3 separate regions of the Homo sapiens genome follow, and all the other regions are linked to region 1. A link is a loop called in an ENCODE intact Hi-C map of the cell type or tissue named here. Cell type or tissue: mammary epithelial cell. All regions are shown on one strand. Region 1 has its middle 21 kb from the start of TNFAIP8. Region 2 overlaps DMXL1-DT (DMXL1 divergent transcript). Region 3 overlaps DMXL1 (Dmx like 1).

The links. Hi-C counts contacts between places; a loop is a spot of excess contacts. Peaks named below come from ENCODE experiments on the same cell type or tissue, not always from the same donor. Only the 100,000 strongest peaks of a DNase experiment are listed, where the experiment ranks them.
Region 2: it touches region 1 in a loop (9-fold over the local background); 14 of 110 quality-filtered maps call a loop at or near these places.
Region 3: a loop joins it to region 1, with 2.6 times the contacts of the local background. A loop is called at or near these places in 2 of 110 quality-filtered maps.

What each region holds. Positions count from the first base shown.
Region 1 is chr5:119,334,044-119,336,543 of GRCh38, forward strand. It overlaps a transcript of TNFAIP8 not described here. Among named protein-coding and RNA genes, the nearest start is that of TNFAIP8, 21 kb to the right of the region's middle. RefSeq lists an enhancer at 784-843. In mammary epithelial cell, a CTCF peak has its summit at 1,123 (motif pointing left); a DNase peak (open chromatin) is centred at 1,078; H3K4me3 peaks cover 646 bases; H3K27ac peaks cover 1,149 bases.
Region 2 is chr5:119,020,636-119,023,135 of GRCh38, forward strand. The region is part of intron 1 of DMXL1-DT (DMXL1 divergent transcript); the gene reads right to left. Among named protein-coding and RNA genes, the nearest start is that of DTWD2, 33 kb to the left of the region's middle. In mammary epithelial cell, a CTCF peak has its summit at 1,519 (motif pointing right); no DNase peak of the experiment used is centred here.
Region 3 is chr5:119,163,487-119,165,986 of GRCh38, forward strand. It overlaps DMXL1 (Dmx like 1), which reads left to right. Exons shown (of 44, transcript NM_001290321.3): 20 at 1,021-1,190; 21 at 1,697-1,794. Among named protein-coding and RNA genes, the nearest start is that of MIR5706, 10 kb to the left of the region's middle. In mammary epithelial cell, no CTCF peak of the experiment used is centred here; no DNase peak of the experiment used is centred here.

The DNA of each region.
Region 1 (2,500 bases):
ACACCGTGGGGCAACCCGTAAACACAAGGCTGTTTATTTCTATTCTCTTATTGGATAATTGTTTGAATATTGCTGTTGCCATTTTCTCTAACAACCAAAAAAAAAAAAAAACGGTTTACCTTACATATAAAGCATTTTGTACTTTTAAAATAACACCTTAGGTTTGTTTTTAGCCATACTTAATGCTCCCACAAGTAGACTTAATTTTATTTTTAAAGTAAATTGAAAAAGTTATCAAGGATTAGAATAGAGTGTTTTAAATAGCCCTTAAAGTTATATTGGTATTTATACACTTTTGTTCAAGTTGATATATAATATTTGCTTAGGTTTACTTAAAATTGTTCTGCTCAACAGATTTTTTGGAGCTTAAATTTAATACTAGGGAAAAACTAGAATTTGGAAGACATAGGTGGGTGTTGGTATAGCTAATCTTTTGGTCCATTATTGAACCCTTGGCAGCCAATAAATATTATTTCATAGAGTCCTGACTTCTCTTGTATGGAATGTGGTCACCTGCATATCATTTATAGTAAATGTACATTCGTCTACTAGATGCCTAGAGCTGTGCATGTGATCCTTTCGTGTGTGTGTGTGTGTGTGTGTGTGTGTGTGTGTGTATACCTGGGAGTCTGAGGCAGGAGAATTGCTTGAACCTGGGAGGTGGAGATTTCAGTGAGCCGAGAATCGCACCACTGCACTCCAGCCTGGTGACAGAGTGAGACTCCGTCTCAAAAAAAATGGTTATGTGTCTGTGACTGTATGTCATTGCATATATAGAGTTGAGATCAGAGCCAGCTTTGCTTGGGAGGATTTTGTGGAAGAAGTGAGTTTTGGGTAGAGTTCCAAAGGGAGGGTAGGTAGCGTACTTTGGCAGAAAGACGTGTACATAAAGCTTCCAAGGCTGGAGTGATTAAGTCATAAGCATTCAAGGGTAAGCATGAACCATTTGAGAACGAACTGTAAATTCGTGGTTGAAAATAGCCAGGCTAGAAGTGAAGGGGAGGCAAGGTTGTGCGTGCCAAGCTGAGAACCGTAGTGGCAGAGTGGCGCGTAGGAGCTTGTCTACTCTGTTCCTGGTAAATTTCACTCTTGGATATCAGCACATCCTGACCATGTTGCCATCTAGTGGAACTGGCTGAATTGCCTGTGGGAGCATCACCACCTTTTCCCAATTCAGGATAAACTCTAGTGTGATATCCTGGCAATAGGGAAACGTACTTCTCTTTTGCCTAGGAATTTTAAATGAACGAGAGAGAGGAGGTGAGTGCTCTCCCCAAATCACATTAATTTAAGGAATTTCTCATAGACAGTGTCTGGAGTCCATGGCATGACTGCTGAGAATGCTGGGTGTAAATGTCCATCAGCTTAAGGTATGGAGCGAGCAGGAAGCAGTGCTTGGGAGGTTCTGCAGTGGAGTGAAAGCATACCGCATCTCGCTCTGGGCCCTTTATGTTTCACCTGGGCTGGCTTGTTTTTGTCATGTGGTTACAGAGTCCATCCCAATGGCAGAGAGAGCCCTCTGACCATAAGCACCACACCCCACAGACCCCAGACCAAAGACATTGTAAAGGTCTGTAATCCTTCTGCCCTCCCTTCCAGCCATCCATGGACATATCTATTCAGCAAATACTTCTTGAATTATGTCCCAGGCACCTTCCAGGTACTAAGGCAGTGAACAAAGCAGATAGAAATCCCTGCTCTTGGAGAGCTGATATTCTAGGTGTGGGCAATAAACATCAACAAAATAAATAAGTAAAATATATAATAAGTGGAGAACCGAGTGCTAAGTAGAAAAAGATATTTTCAAGCTGAAGAGGGAAATAGGGATTGTTGCAGGGGGTGAGGGGGTGGAGGTGGGTAATTGTGGTTGCAATTGTGAGTGAATCCTCACTGAGAATGTGATTGATATTAGACTCACCTGAGAAGTGTGAGGAAGCCAGATGTGGATATCCTGGGGGAAGAACTTTCCAAACAGAGGGCAAGCGGCTGCAAAGGCCCTGAGGTGAGAATGGGCTGATGTGTTCCAGAAACAGTACAGAGGCTTAAGGGAGGGGGAGAGATGAGTCAGAGAGGTGGTGAGGGGCTAGATGGTGGGACCTTGTGGACAGTTATAATGAATTTGACTTGTACTGGGCATGAGATGAGAAGCCATTTGATTTAGTCCAATCTTCTCATTTACAAATGCAACGTAGGCCAAAGAAATCAAGGCAGGTGTCCCTGATCATCCAGCCTCATGGTGTGAGAGCTGGGATGAAAACCTGCCTCCTGCCTCTGGCACTCTTCCGGCCACCCTGCCTGCCCTGGGGGATACATAACCACATGCAGCTGTAGACTTCCAAGTACAGTGGTCTGAGAGGAAGAAAAGTGCTGTGGGCTCCTCCAGCACCTGTGTTTCAACCTGGTTCATCTTAGATATTCCCCTGCTGTGTCTCTGTCTACCTATAGAGGCCTCATAACAAACACAGAAAGCCTTAGACTTCTTATACTTCTTATTTCAGAG
Region 2 (2,500 bases), 310 kb before region 1:
AGCCTTGCTCTGTCACCCAGGCTGGAGTACAGTGGTGTGATCGGCTCACTGCAACCTCCACCTCCCGGGTTCAAGTGCTTCTCCCGCCTCAGCCTCCTGAGTAGCTGGGATTACAGGCCCCACCACCATGCCCGGCTAATTTTTGTATTTTTAGTAGAGACAGGAATTTCATCATGTTGGCCAGGCTGGTATCAAACTCCTAACCTCAGATGAACCACCTGCCTGGGCCTCCCAAAGTGCTGCGATCACAGGCATGAGCCACCGTGCCAGCCATCCTAATTACAATATTTTCAAATAAAAAATTATGATAAATAATCTTAAATAGTCTGAAATCAGCTCTGCTATAGATAATTCATAAAGGCTGTCCAGCCCATTTCTGGCTCCTAGTCCAGTTTCCTGTCCCCATACTCCAAAGTCCTCTTCCCAAGACAGAAGTTCTTGATTCCCTGCCTGGCTTCAAGCTTTGGAAACAGTGCTGCCTTTCCTCAGGTAGGACAGCCAAAAAGTTATTTTTTTATTATGCTTTTTTGTATTTTCTAAATGTTCTATAATAAACTATTTTAAAACTCAGTTTTTAAGAAGCAATAAAAATATTGTAAGGGATTTACATTCAATTTGCAAGTGATTCAGTAATAAGTGATATGTGATCTTGCCATTTGTTGCATCCTTGTTCTGATTTCCCATAACAATTACCATATTCATAACCTAGGCCTTCCTGGTTGGAAATTGTCTTGTTCCCTCTGCCACCACAGAGGACTTAGAGCCCTTCACTGAGCCCTGCCTCCTGCCACTCTCATCTGTGGAACTGGGACCCTGTTAACTAACGGCTTACTTCTCCCATATTGCATGCCATAACAACACTCATGCTCAGGTTATCCTGTTACACCTGTGTGAACCTTCCTGCTAGGAACCGCTTTTCTGGCTCACCACTACTACCTGTTGCTGTTTTCCCTAGAGACCAAGTTCTGTAAGTCTTGAGGAGGTTGCAAACTGATGGTGCATAGGGCAAATTTAGCCCGCTAACATATTTGGTTTGGCACATTCAATGTTTGAAATGTTTACATTTGAATGTCCTTAGGCCAGACATATGTTCCCCAGTTTGCCATAGCCTCCAGTACTCCCTACTGTATATCTGCCCCTTTACTGGTTTACTTACTTGCTTGGAACATGAAGTCATTTGAGTTAGATCCTTAGGGAGAGAGTCCCTCCACTATCCCTACAGAACTTACCATCTCAGCTGGGCTCTGCTTATCTAGTAACTCAACAGAATGTCTAATTCTAAGTCTCAATTTTGCCTAGTCTTTCTGGCTCCGTTGATGTCAGCAAGTCCATTGTGTGAAATAACAATACTGCCTCAGTTGCAAGAAATTGAGCTAGGAAGATGATAAGATATTGGATGCTACTCTAGACTTACTGACTTGTTTACTACATCCCTCCAAATTATAGCTGTTCTCTGAAGAAATCTAAAAAAAAAGAAAGAAACTCACCAGAAGAGGGAAGCAAAGAACAGCCCAGATTTGCAGAAACATACAAATCTGATGGCTACTGAAGTAAGCATTACTGCACTTATTGATGACTTTAAGCAACTATCACAAGGATGGATGTTCATTGCCCAACCTTTCCATATGTAGTAGGTCCAGAAAATGCGCCCAGCCCCAGGCCCACATTCACTAAAGGATTGAATAAAGGATTCAATCCTTTATTCTCTACTGCATATTGAGAATTTGTTGAGTTTGAGAAAACATAGCATATCAGTTAGGGGAAAAGTTGGAGGAGGAAAGAGTCCAGATAGGGAGAACGTTGAAGGAGAAGTAAGAATAGAATAAGAAACAACCAAGCAAGCATGCGTGTAAGTAAAGAGGAAGGGAGGGGCCAGGCATGGTGGCTCACAACTATAATCCCAGCACTTTGGGAGGTCTAGTGGGAGGATTGCTTGGAGCCAGGAATTCGAGACCAGCCAGGGCAACAAAGCAAGACTGTAACTCTACAAAAAGAATTTTTTTAATTAGCCAGGCATGGTGGAGCACACGTGTGGTCCCATCTACTCAGGAGGCTGAGGAAGGATGATTCCTTGAGCTCCTGAGTTCCCAGGAGTTCAAGGTTACAGTGAGCTATGATCATACCACTGCACTCCAGGCTGGGTCACAAAGTAAGACCCCATCTCTGGGAAAAAAAAAAAAAAAAAAAGAGGAAGGGAGGAGGAAAGGCAGGGGAGCAGGAAAGCAAGTTAACAATTTATTGAGCATGTACACATGTGTACTTGATCCTTTTATAGATATCATTTCATTTAATGCTCACACCTTACTAAAGGTCACAGGGGCTCAAAGCAACAAAGTTGGAACGTATGTGAAGCCAAATATGTGACTCACAAGTCCATGCTCTTTTGATAACACCACAACTCTCTCAAAGGTGATTTATTTTAATCTGTGCAGCAAACTTTTACATAAGAGGTAACTCAACAGTACTTCACATGAGGAATAGATAAATTTAACTTTGAAAA
Region 3 (2,500 bases), 170 kb before region 1:
CCTCACTGCCATGTCTACCTCCCCAGTTCAAGTGATTTTTCTGCCTCAGCTTCTTGAGTAGCTGGGATTACAGGCACATACCACCATGCCTGGCTAATTGTATGGTTTTGTTTTGTTTTGAAGACGGAGTCTCACTCTGTTGCCCAGGCTGGAGTGCAGTGGCACAATCTCGGCTCACTGCAAGCTCTGCCTCCTGGGTTCACGCCATTCTCCTGCGTCAGCCTATCGAGTAGCTGGGACTACCATGCCCGGCTAATTTTTTGTATTTTTAGTAGAGATAGGGTTTCACCGTGTTAGCCAGGATGGTCTCGATCTCCTGACCTCGTGATCCGCCCGCCTCGGCCTCCCAAAGTGCTGGGATTACAGGCATGAGCCAGCGCGCCCGGCCTAATTGTACGTTTTTTGAGTAGAGACAGGGTTTCACCATGTTGGCCAGACTGGTCTCGAACTTCTGACCTCAAGTGATCCACCCACCTAGGCCTCCCAAAGTGCTGGGATTACAGCGTAAGCCACCGCACCCTGCTAGAGCTGGAATTTAACATATGCATTATGATTCTGGAGTCTTTGCAGTGCTATTCCTAATTCATCAACCTGAACTGCTTGCTTGATGTTTTTTTTTTTTTTTACTAATTCCATGGAATTACATCCACAAAACAAATGTTGACCAAACAAAGGTGAAAAGCAGCTTTGAAGACAGAAATATATCAACATAAAATAATGCTTTAAGTGTTACTCATTTTTTAAAAAGGATCCGAAATACATCAGCACAGTGGAATTTGCCATAAGCATTTTTTCTTTTCCTTTCAAAAAAATGCTATTTTTGCAAAACATATATGTGCTCATTGGAGTGATACAGTTATTTGAAGAAGGAAAAACTTAAAAAAGCCCATATTTCCAATCTTAAACTGTGAGTCTCATAGAAGTTTACACATTTATATTGAAAATATGGAACATACATTTCTGATAATCATATAAGCATATTTATAATTCTTATAAACATCATTTTTTACATTTCTTCAGGCCTGTCTACAAGTCATTTTGCTTGGGCATTTCACTCAGTAGCAGAAGAAGAACTGCTGAACATGTTGCCAGCCATGCAGAAAGATGATCCCACTTGGTCTGAACTAAGAGCTATGGGTGTGGGGTGGTGGGTCCGGAATACCCGCATCTTACGCAAATGCATAGAAAAAGTAAGTGTTTTATTTTGGTGTATAAGTGAATTAATATTTTTTGGACGTTTCTTTAAATGGCATTTCATATCTTCTCTGCCATTACTCCCTCTTGTTTTTGAAGCAGCAAAAGGCTTTTGAATAGTCTTTACATTTCATTTATAACGTGTTTCAAAATATCTAAAGTTTTAAAATGTATATTCTAATTCCCAAGTTTTTAATTGACAAACTTGTTAGTAGTATATGTCTGATTTTTACAAAATAATATATATGTTTAGAAAAATTTAAAAATAGTACAGAAGAACTTGTAATGAAAGGCAATAGTCCTATTATTCTCTGTATCCATTGAAGCCACCACTGTAAGTCACTTTTGTTATTATTTTATATATACATGCACATATTATTCATATACATATTTTTAAAATTTTATTAAACATTCAATGGATATGTGCCAGCCTTTCATATGAAAGAAATTACTTGTTCAAAACTGTTTCTGTGAAATTTTGATCAATATTTTTTGATTATAGGTAGCTAAAGCAGCCTTTTATAGAAAGAATGATCCTTTAGATGCTGCCATTTTTTACCTTGCAATGAAAAAGAAAGCTGTGATTTGGGGATTATATAGGTAGGTAAAAAAAAAAAAAAAAAAGGGTGCTTCAATGTGAAAACCTGTTCATAAGAAGTAAATGAATGAAGTAAGATTTGTTGTTCTTGTTGATGTTGATTCATGTAGATTCTTAGTTGTTTTATATTTAAAAGAGAGATTTCGTAAGGAAAAAGCCCCAAGTGTTTTTCAGAGTGGAAGAAACCTGATGAGGTCAGTTTAATTTGTTTTCAGATTTATCAATCCAGAAACAATATTTTGCTTAAGAACTTCTCATTATGCTCCTATAAAACAAAGGTAATGTATTAGTCCGTTTTCATGCTGCTAATAAAGACATACCCAAGACTGGGCAATTTACAAAAGAAAGAGGTTTATTGGACTTACAGTTCCACGTGGCTGGGAAGGCCTCACAATCATGGCACAAGGTGAAAGGCATGTCTCACATGGCAGCAGACAAGACAAAACAGAGCTTGTGCGGGGAAACTCCTGTTTGTAAAACCAACAAGTCTCTTGAGGCTTATTCACTATCACAAGAATAGCATGGAAAAGACTTGCCCCAATGATTCAGTTACCTCCCACTGGGTCCCTCCCACAGCACTTGGGAATTCAAGATGAGATTTGGGTGGGGACACAGCCAAACCATATCAGGTAACTAAACCAGAAACTTATGCTTGGGACAGGGAAGAAGATGAATTAAATGGTGGAGTCTGGAACAGGCATTTACCTC